Regions from separate parts of the Homo sapiens genome. Here region 2 is linked to region 1. A link is an interaction called in ENCODE POLR2A ChIA-PET data of the cell type or tissue named here. Cell type or tissue: PC-9. All regions are shown on one strand. Links, peaks and the distances in the headings refer to the core of each region. The heading gives the core; the rest is flanking DNA.

Evidence for each region. Peaks named below come from ENCODE experiments on the same cell type or tissue, not always from the same donor. Only the 100,000 strongest peaks of a DNase experiment are listed, where the experiment ranks them.
Region 2: POLR2A ChIA-PET joins it to region 1 with 5 read pairs; 2 of 35 experiments call an interaction of 5 or more read pairs at or near these places.

What each region holds. Positions count from the first base shown.
Region 1 is chr14:71,163,297-71,168,678 of GRCh38, reverse strand. No RefSeq gene overlaps it. Among named protein-coding and RNA genes, the nearest start is that of SIPA1L1, 150 kb to the left of the region's middle. In PC-9, for the core only: no CTCF peak of the experiment used is centred there; a DNase peak (open chromatin) is centred at 3,288.
Region 2 is chr14:71,358,537-71,363,918 of GRCh38, reverse strand. The region is part of intron 2 of SIPA1L1 (signal induced proliferation associated 1 like 1); the gene reads right to left. Among named protein-coding and RNA genes, the nearest start is that of SNORD56B, 37 kb to the left of the region's middle. In PC-9, for the core only: no CTCF peak of the experiment used is centred there; a DNase peak (open chromatin) is centred at 2,358.

The sequences.
Region 1 (5,382 bases), core at 210-5,209:
GGTGGGTTCTTGGTCTCACTAACTTCAAGAATGAAGCCGCCTACCCTCGAGGTGAGTGTTACAGTTCTTAAAGCCGGTGTGCCCGGAGTTTGTTCGTTCTGATGTTCGGATGTGTTCGGAGTTTCTTCCTTTTGGTGGGTTCGTGGTCTCACTGGCTCAGGAGTGAAGCTGCAGACCTTCGCGGTGAGTGTTACAGCTCCTAAGGCGGCGCGTCTGGAGTTGTTCGTTCCTCCTGGTGGGTTCGTGGTTTTGCTGGCTTCAGGAGTGAAGCTGCAGACCTTCGCGGTGAGTGTTACAGCTCATAAAGGTAGTGTGAACCCAAAGAGTGTGCAGCAGCAAGATTTATTGCAAAGAGCAAGTGTGAAAGGGGACCCGAGCGGGTTGCCACTGCTGGCTCGGGCAGCCTGCTTTTATCCTCTTATCTGGTAGCACCCACATCCTGCTGATTGGTCCATTTTACAGAGAGCCAAGTGGTCTGTTTTGACAGGGTGCTGACTGGTGCGTTTACAGTCCCTGAGCTAGACACAAAAGTTCTCCGTGTCCCCACTAGATTAGGTAGATACAGGGTGTCGACACAAAGGTTCTCCAAGTCCCCACCAGAGTAGCTAGATAGGAGTGTCCACTGGTGCATTCACAAACCCTGAGCTAGACACAGGGTGCTGATTGGTATATTTACAATCCCTTAGCTAGACATAAAGGTTCTCCAAGTCCCCACCAGACTCAGGAGCCCAGCTGGCTTCACCCAGTGGATCCCGCACTGGGGCCGCAGGTGGAGCTGCCTGCCAGTCCTGTGCCGTGCGCCCGCACTCCTCAGCCCTTGGGTGGTCGATGGGACTGGGCGCCGTGGAGCAGGGGGCGGCGCTCGTTGGGGAGGCTCGGGCGGCACAGGAGCCCACGGAGTGTGGGGAGGCTCAGGCATGGCGGGCTGCAGGTCCCGAGCCCGGCCTGCGGGGAGGCAGCTAAGGCCAGGCGAGAAATTGAGCACAGCTGCTGCTGGCCCAGGTGCTAAGCCCCTCACTGCCCGGGGCTTGCGGCCCGCCGGCCGCTCCGAGTGCGGGGCCCGCTAAGCCCACGCCCACCCGGAACTCGCGCTGGCCTGCAAGCGCCGCCCGCAGCACCGGTTCCCGCCCGCGCCTCTCCCTCCACACCTCCCTGCAAGCTGAGGGAGCTGGCTCCGGCCTTCGCCAGCCTAGAAAGGGGCTCCCACAGTGCAGCAGTGGGCTGGAGGGCTCCTCAAGCGCGGCCAGAGTGGGCTTCCAGGCAGAGGAGACGCCGAGAGCGAGCGAGGGCTGTGAGGACTGCCAGCACGCTGTCACCTCTCACCAGCACTTTGGGAGGCCGATGTGGGTGGATCATTTGAGGTCAGGAGTTCGAGACCAGCCTGGCTAACATGGTGAAACCACATCTCTACTAAAAATGCAAAATTAACCCAGCAGTAGTGGTACGCGCCTGTGATCCCAGCTACTTGGGAGGCTGAGCCAGGAGAATCACTTGAGCCTGGGAGGCAGAGCTTGCGGTGAGCCGAGATGGTGCCACTGCACTCCAGCCTGGGTGAGAGAGTGAGACCCTATCTAAAAAAAAAAAAGGAACAGAATACTGATACTAGTACACAGATAGACCTCACAAATATCACACTAAGTAAAAGAAGTCATATGCAACAGGACACCAAGTGAAGTGTATGCTTCCATTTAAATGAAGTGTCCAGAAAAATCAAAACTGCAGAGACAGAAAGTAGATTAATGGTCACCTAGGGTGGGGATGAGGCTGGCACAGAGTTACTTTAGGGAGTGATGAAAATAGTGTAAGATCTGATTGTAGCTATGGTTGCACAGCTCTGTCAGTATACTAACATTATTAAATGGTACACTAAGAAGCTTAGAAGGAGTGAATTTACAGTATGTAAATTATACCTCAATAGAGCTTAAAATAAAATTCAGAACACAAGTAGACAGAAAACCCTAAGCAGCAGCAAATTCCTTCACCTTCTCTTGCCTTTCTGCGTCTCTCTAATGCCCCCTATGTGCAGAGCCTCAGCAGGAAAAGCTTTGCAGCTGGGAAAGCAGAAATTTGCTCATGAAGTTCCAGCCTCCACCTCCCAGAGCAGGATAGAGCAGGTTAATTTGAAGCAGAAAGACAGTTACTTAATAACTGTTGCAGGAAGGTAAGTGCTGCCCAAAAGAAGGAGGGTTCCTGGAAAAGGGCTGGAAGATTTGCCAGGCAATCTGCACAATAAAATTCCACATCAGAGGGCCTGGCAGGCTGGGGAAAATGGGCAGGAACTCAGACTCAAAATCCTGGAGAAGTGGGAACCTGTAGAGTGCGAGAGAGACTCTGTTGACCCCGGGAGTCAAAGGGCAGGGCAGGTGCTGATAAGCAAGGAGTCAGGGATTGGGGGTGAAATGGTTCTGAATCTGAAGACTTTGTGGACAGGGAGCACCTTGTTCTAAAAGACATGACATCCTCAGAGTCAAGGAGCATGCCAGTCTCACCCATGGCAGGGGAAACTCTTCCCAGTGGTGTGGGTTTGTGAGAGCTACGGGGTCTGAAATACTCCCATTAAAGGGCTCATTCATTTGAGATCACCCCTTTCCACCCTTACAAGACGCAAATACTCTTAAAATGGCAGCCCGGGTTTTTATCAGTCTAAAGTATGTATTGCGTGACTACCATGTGCCAGGCACTGTGCTACTTCCCGGCATTTCTAAATCACTCCTTCCCCTGACAGGAGAAAACACCGGCAGATGAGAGGGATAAGGAAATCGAGATAAGGAAAGTTCCTGAACGCCAAAGCGTCTGGACACTCAGGAAAGTCCAGCCTAGAGACACAGAAAGTGGATCTGTAGTTGCCGGGAGTTGGGGTTCAGGGGGCAGTGACAGGAAGTGGGCATGCGGTTCCTTCCTGGAGTAATGGGAATGTTCTGAAATTAGGTGGTGGGGATGTTGCACAACCCTGACAATAAACTGTATCAGCAATCATAGATACAGTCACTAAACTGTGCACTTAAAATGGGTGAATTTTATAGTATGTACATTTCCCTCAATAAAGCAATTTAAAAAAAGGAAAGTATCTCAAAAGCAAGTGTTTAGGGACACGTGAGTAGATAAGGACAAGATGTCCACTGAGGACTCAGCATTCAGCCAGCACAGGGGCTGCGGCCATGAAAGACCTATGAAGCCGATTTCTACTGCCACACCCTCCCTGTTGCAGCTGTGCCGGGGCTGCCTCTGGCTGGGCCTTCCTGGTGGCCCTGAGGGAGAAGGCATTGCTTATCAGATTGGTCAGAGTTTCCAGACATTCATCTTCTCCCTTTACTGGTGAGCAGGATCATCGCATGCTCAGTCCCACATTCCTGCCTGTCTCTCCCCACTATCGCTGTGCCTGTGAGGGAGGGTGACTGAGAGTCAGCCCAAGGGCAAGCCCTGGCAGGGAGCTCTGCCCTCAGGTTCCTTTTTCCATGCAGCCTGAGACTGAGATTCAGGTGTAGGATGAGGCTGTATGGCTTGTGGACGCCCACCCAGCTTTTACCACCATTCTGCAAAGAGGTTACTGGGTTCTGGCTCAGCTATTAATAAAATGGTATATTCATTCCTACTCTGTACTTGTCACTTTGTGTGTGTGAAAAATAAGGCAGCATTTGAGCATTTCTGGTCTCTTGCTATAAAACAATCAAACACCATCCAACTCTCAGCTATATTGCCTTAGAGCATTCCAGGTTGAATTAACGATGTGCTTAATTGTAGCTGTTGCAAATTCATATACTGGTTTGCAGCAGTAGGGCTGGACACTTACAAATGAGCCTGGCTATTAACTGACCAGTGATTCTAACACTTTAATGTGCATACGCATGACTTAGAAGCTCTCCCTAAAATGCAGGTTCTGATTCCGGAGGTTGGGATGACACCCTGGATTCTGTGTGTCTAATAAGCTTCATGTGTTGGTGTCCTTGCTGGTGGTTCGTGGACCACAAGTTGAGCAGCTTGCATCTAGAGTTTCTCTGCCGCTATGAAGCTTCTGCTCCTTCTCCTGGAGCATCCACCTGCACAGGAAAGGCCAGGCCTTTTCCCAGCAGAAGCTCATGCGACCCACTGGGCTCTCTGGGTGTGCACTGAGGGACTCTAGGCCTCGACATCAGGTCCCGGCTCCAGATCCTGCAGTGGCTGCAGGTCAGAATCATAGCCATAGCAAAGGCAGCAGCTGCCTCACTTACCACCCCCCTCTCACCCCCCACCCCGCCTCCCACCAGCAGAGAATGTAAGGAACAGCTGATTAAGCAGAAAGGGACATGCTCCAGCTGAGATCAGCCATTCACCAAGGACTCCCTTAGTCGGGAGAGGACAAGCGCCATATGTCCCCTGCTCAGCACCTTTGAGGTCTGACTCCTGCAGGTGATGGGCCCTGAAGTGCTGCCAACAGCAAACAAGACAGAATTTGCTGCTGAAGGCAGAAAAAGCCACCCCTGAGCTCACTTTGCCATTGCCTGAGCCAGAGAACATGTGCTTAGCATCACTAGGTGCCTTGGACACAGACAGAGGTGATGAAGACCAGGTTCTTGTCTTTGGGAGCCCACTACCCTGGGCAATGTGAAGTGTAAATACCCGTGGGCCATGGCAGGGTAAAAAGGAGGCCCCAATACAGAGAAAAACTGCTTAGGAATAGGGAGACACATGCCAGTAGGGAGAAGAAACTCCCTTGGAGAGGGTGGCATCAGAGCTGTGTCTGAAAGTGTGGGTAGGATCATAGTGGGTGGAGATGAGCGGAGAGAGAGATCACAGTCTATGTGGGAGGAAATGTAGAAGGGGGATGTTGAGCGCATGTCTGAAGAATGGAGGGTCCGTATGTGCCTTTGATAAGGAAAGAGATGTGCAGTGCACCGTGCCCGTTAGCATCTGCTGTGTGCTACACACTTGGTGGACATAGTAGAGGCTACAGGAAGTGAAAGAAAAGCAAATACTCTGAAAATGACAACACATTTGTGCATTCTAAAATATCCAGAGGTCACAGGCAGAAAGGGCCATGAGCAAAAGACAGAGCAATAGAGTTCAGAGAAGGGGTTACATTCCTTGGGGCCTGTTTTTGGAGAACTGTGGGTACCTAGGAAGCAGCCAGGCGGGCAGGCAGGCAGACTATCTGATTAACCAGGAACTGGTCTTCCTATATAGAGAACTAGAAAGTGTGGCCCTTTTCCCTTGGTGTTCTACCTCCGCGTTCAGCACCTTCTCCCCACCTGCCTGACACTGAAGGATCTGTTCGGTATCCCTGGGCTGTGCCCTTGACAAGCTGCTATGGCTGTTAAGGGTGACCTGACATATAATAAGGAAAACTATCCAAAGCCTGGAAATAAGGCCAAGAAGATATTTGTATGTCCTTTCAATGTTGTGCTG
Region 2 (5,382 bases), core at 272-5,271, 200 kb before region 1:
GATGGAGGGAAACTAGTAAAGAAGTAATTACAGGATCTGATTAAGGCTGATCCCGGGACTAGAAAGAAAATAGGTCCACACATCATCTGTACCTTGTTATAAATCCCAAGCCTGTTTCTGGGCTGACACTTTGCTGGTGCATTCAAGTTTTGCAAACTAATTTCTGTTAACTGGTAATATAGTTAGGAAATAAAATCTGCTATAGGAGTCATCCTACAACACATTACTAATCAGTGATTTGTGGATTATTTACTCAGTTGCCAATGTCCTTCTTCAAAAGATGACAATCATTTAAAATTGACCTTTACACATTTTGAGCTTGAAAATTAAGCATCCTAAAGAGGCTCAAAAACTAACTTATAAGTGATTCAGTACCTCATGATCAATTAGGCAAATTAGGTAGTTGTTTAAAAAGCCAATGTGTTACTTCTCTAAAATATGTTTTCACTTGTATCCAGAAACACTATGACAATCTCAACTCAGCACAATTTTTTCTATGCAATGTGGTTTTCTGGATGGGAGGGGAGGGTGATTACGTTGTTTCTGTCTTTGTTTGGCATAGTTCCCTTTCCTCCTAGGGAAAACTCATTTCTAAATACAAGCTCTGTAAATTCCAAATTATTTCAAGTACAGATCTTTTTCTACAGTCTTCTCATACCCAGAACTATTATAGTACTTTGGTATGCCACAGAGAGGTAGAGAAATTATTCTTAAAACCATCCATGTCTTTAAGCTTTAAGCAAACAGAAAACAGATTGACTGATGACAGCTTGATCAATCAATCACTGGATGAAGGTGATAAGTATTAGAAGAAAGGATAATCCCTTTCCCAAAAAAGGTAAATACAGTTTTACAAGCCATTTTAAATGAGTGAGACTGTGAGTGTGCGTGTGTGTGCACACGTAACTGCCATTACATATTGCTTCTCTAATTGTTTTAAGTAACCAACCCCACTAACACCTCAGCTAATACCAAACAGATGGAAATCTGTCTGGAGAATTCAAGTTGCCACTTTTCAAAAAATTCACCTATACTTCTATTACAGAAGCCTGAGAAACTCCAGACTCCTGCAAAAGTATCTGTGAATTATTAAGATAAAGTGAAATTACATCGTTACCTGAAAGTATAGTCCTTTGATTCTACTTTTCATAAAAATCTTGGAAATTAGACTACAGTCAACACTACAGGATATTTTAATTGGAAATTTCACCTAAAGATTGAAAAGGGGGAAATAATTCATCTGAAATACATGCAAAGATTGAAAAGGGGGAAATAATTAATTTGAGATACATGTACAATGCAGATAAAAATATCAATTTGATCAAAGATGAAATTTCCGTAAATTTGTTAAAGCCAAATGGTTTCTGCAGGAAACCTGTTTTCTGTGACTCAAATCCAAAATGGAAAACGTGGGTGGTTCTTCCTGTCTCACCATTAGAGTCAGCCAATTGGCTGGTGAAGCTTTCACACAACTTCAGCTCAAACCCCAGCCTTCCATCTGCTTTAACACTGCCATACCTTAGTGGAATGAAAGAGGAATAAAGGCTTTCTCTAGCCTCAAAGGAAGTCTTTCACAGGGAACCTTTGGTTTATTCTATCTACACCATACTTGATCAAACTGCCCATTTTTTAAAACTTCAAATCCAAAAGATGTGATAAATAGTACGAGCTAAATCACAAAATAATTCAAGGGCATTAAAACTATCTCTGATTGTGGAGCTGATTTCTAAAAAAACAGCAAACTCATCTCTCAAGTACGAAACTCCAGTGGCAACACACATGCCGGCTCCTTGAACACAGCAGCATCTCTTCCCCAGCCACATGGCACTCACCATTTGCCATGACGGGCCGCCAACAGAGACCACATGTGAACTTCTAAACATGTGACTCCACCAGAATGGAGTATGAACCCAATATTTCTGTAGGGTATGTCTGCGTGTCCACCTAAAGCTACTAAATTAGCTAGTGTGACGCATTTAACTGAAAATATCACACGCAACAGTATGCCTTCAGTGAGAAAAGACCACTAGTACATGATACTAGCATGGTAAAACAATTGTGCATACACTGCTGCCCAACTGAATCTTAAATCCTTAAAGCACTGGAAAACCTGCTAGTGCAAGACAATAAAAATTCAGGCAGCTGCTTCCAATGGTGATGTAAGGACCCCACATGGCAAACTGCTCAGGGGTAGCTACTGTCCAGTTCCTAAAGATTCCAGGCCCACTTAAAAATCCTAAGGTCTCAGGAGGCTTTTTTCTCAAAAACTGCTAAAAGGCTCATACAGTTCACCCCACGTAGTAGAAAAAGGCCCTTGATAGGCCACCAGTGACTGCACAGCAAGTTCTTACGTAATGACTTATCTGGTAGTCACACAGGAAAACCCGTTGACCAGGATAAAGTGAGGGGCCCAGGTTCTCAGATAGCCATCTCAAGGGAACTGTTGTTACATGGAGCCACTGAAATGTGAAATACACACACACTATTTGTAAATGTGAATTTTAGAAAGTATATGTATGGAAGCACTAAGCATATCATGAACAAATACAGACCATAAGCTTGTAGAGCCAAAAAAGACCCAATACCCCATTACCACTGTAATACTCTTAATTTTACCAATAAAATTAAGTCAAAACCTCCTGACTGCCAGCCCAGTGCTCCTAATAGTACACCTGCTTTCTTATCAACTGTGAAAACTACATTTTGGAGTATACTAAAATTGAGTTACAACTCAGTTGCATGATCAATATCTCATTTAACCATGTGCTGCAAAAGCAAAATTTACATAAAAGATTAAGAAGTAAAAACCTTTATCATATCCCTAGTGAAGGGGGAAGGGTACAGTGAGGTTTGCTGTCTTTCTCCATACCAGTATAATTTTATCCTCAGGAAAAAAAAATATATATAAACTATATATACAAATCATCTCTCTTTTCAAAAACTGCTGCCAAAACCAGTACATCTAGGAAAAAGACACAAAATATGATGTCTTACTACCCTTACGAAGAATGGCATAAATAACAATCCTTTCTTAAGGTTTAAAATATTTTCTAAGTTTTTTTCACTGTGCTATCATTAATTTCCTCTAATGTAATTTTAGAACAGATCAAGTAGATACATTTCCTCATTTCAGTTTCTTTAAAACTTTGATTTGCTGACACTTCTTCTAAGACAATAATCAACAGTGATCTCTCATTCTGTTCATTTTCTCAACTTCCAAAAGGCAATTCCTCAAGTAAGCACATTTTTGCAAGACTAAAATAATGCACATACTTACACACATAAAAAGAGAAAGACATAAATACTTTGTATAGGATGAAATAACTGCGTGACTTTTGAAATTTTTAAGATAAAATGCAGACCTCAAAACAAGTTCGTAATTGCTCCCTGGGTTATCTCCAAAGAGAGGCTTGTACATTCGTCTCCTATTGATACTTCAGTGAAAATCTGTGACAAAAATTCATCCCAACTCTGCCGTTAACTAGCTGTGTGATAGATACTGGGCAGGTCGTGTAAGCTTTGGACTTAGGCTCATATAAAAAGTTGGCATATCTGATTTCTATAGTATTTTCTAGGTTTCTTAATATCTTCCTAAGACATTATCTATCATCTTTATTGTCACTGAATTCTAAAGGTCAAATATATCTTTAGATAATAAAAATAACCATTCATAAACTACCTTACGCCCTAGAACTCAATAGAAGACTACCATCAGCTTATCTGAAACCTTTAGAACATTATAAGCTTTATCTTCATTAAATGTTATCGCTTTGTCTCATGTTTTAGCATTTTGTAAAAAGTTTAGATTAGTAGAAATGTACTCTCACATCTAGATGACCCCGAAGCACTGTTCAACTCTCACAAGATGGGAGATCTTGATGCCTTCACTTCCTTCCTCATCCATCCTCCATCACCACAGTACCCTCATACCCTGAAACTCAACTTTTTGGGCCACAATGTTGACAACAAAAACCTTTTAAACCACTTATGTTAAAAATCAGCTACATGTCCAAGTCTGTATCTGAGAATCTCTGTATGCATTTTTATCATTTAGTACTCTCGATTTTAAGATCTAAAGAACCAGTTCCATTGATAATATCTGCATAATCTCATGACTCTTCATCTGAATCTGAGTTCCCTGTTTATTGCCAAACAAGCAAGGAGGTTCCAGAAAACTGTATACAACACAACTCATGCACTTACTTTCTTTATATACCAACTGATGATTTTGCCATCCTCAATTAAGTCAATTAAAAAAACAACCAGTAGGACTGAGAATCTGTCATTTTACCAGTAGGAATCCCAAAAAGCAGCTGCTTTTGCCAAGTTCATTCATTCAACACATTTATTATCTACTATGTGGCAGGCACTTTTTATTTTTCATCCTGGGGATATATAAACAGACAAAAGTCCCTGCCTTCATATGCTCTACTGAAGAAGATGACACACCATAAATAGAAACCATAATAGACAAATTATATGGAGGAGATGTACATATAAGGTGTATTAGTCTGTTCTCATGCTGCTAATAATGACATACCCGAGACTGGGTAATTTATAAAGAAAAAGAGGTTTAGTGGATTCACAGTTCCACATGGCTGGGGAGACCACACAATCATGGCGGAAGGTGAAGGAAGAGCAAAGTGACATCTTACATGGCGGCAGGCAAGAGAGCGTGTGCAGGGGAACTGCCCTTTATAAAACCATCAGATCTCATGAGACTTATTCACTATCATGAGAACAGCACAGGAAAAACCTGCCCCAATGATTCAGTTACCTCCCACTGGGTCCCTCCCACAATATGTGGGGAATATGAGAACCTCAATTCAAGATGAGATTTGGGTGGGTACACAACCAAACCATACCATAAGGTCAGAGGGGATACATGCTTGATATGGTTTAGATCTGTGTCCCCACCCAAATCTCAAGTTCAATTTTAATTCCCAGTGTTAGAGGTGGGGCCTGGTGCAAGGTGACTGGATTTTAGGGGTAGATCCTTCATGAATGATTTAGCACCATCCCTTTGGTGCTGTTCTCAAGTTCTCACGAGATCTGGTTATCTAAAAGTGTATAGCACCTTCCCACTCTCTCTCTTCCTCCTGCTCCAGCCATGCAAGACGTGCCTGCTTCCCTCTGCCATGACTAAAAGTTTCCTGAGGCCTCCCCAGAAGCTGTCATGCTTCCTGTACAGCCTGTGGAACCGTGAATCAATTAAATCTCTTTCTTTATAAATTACCCAGTCTCAGGTATTTATTTATACTAGTGCAAGAATTGACTAATACAGTGCTATTGCAAAGAAAAAGGACAGGCTGTTAAGAAAAAGGGATTCAGGAATGAATGGAGGGCAGGTGGGCTCAGTCTTAAACAGGACGGGGTCAGGGT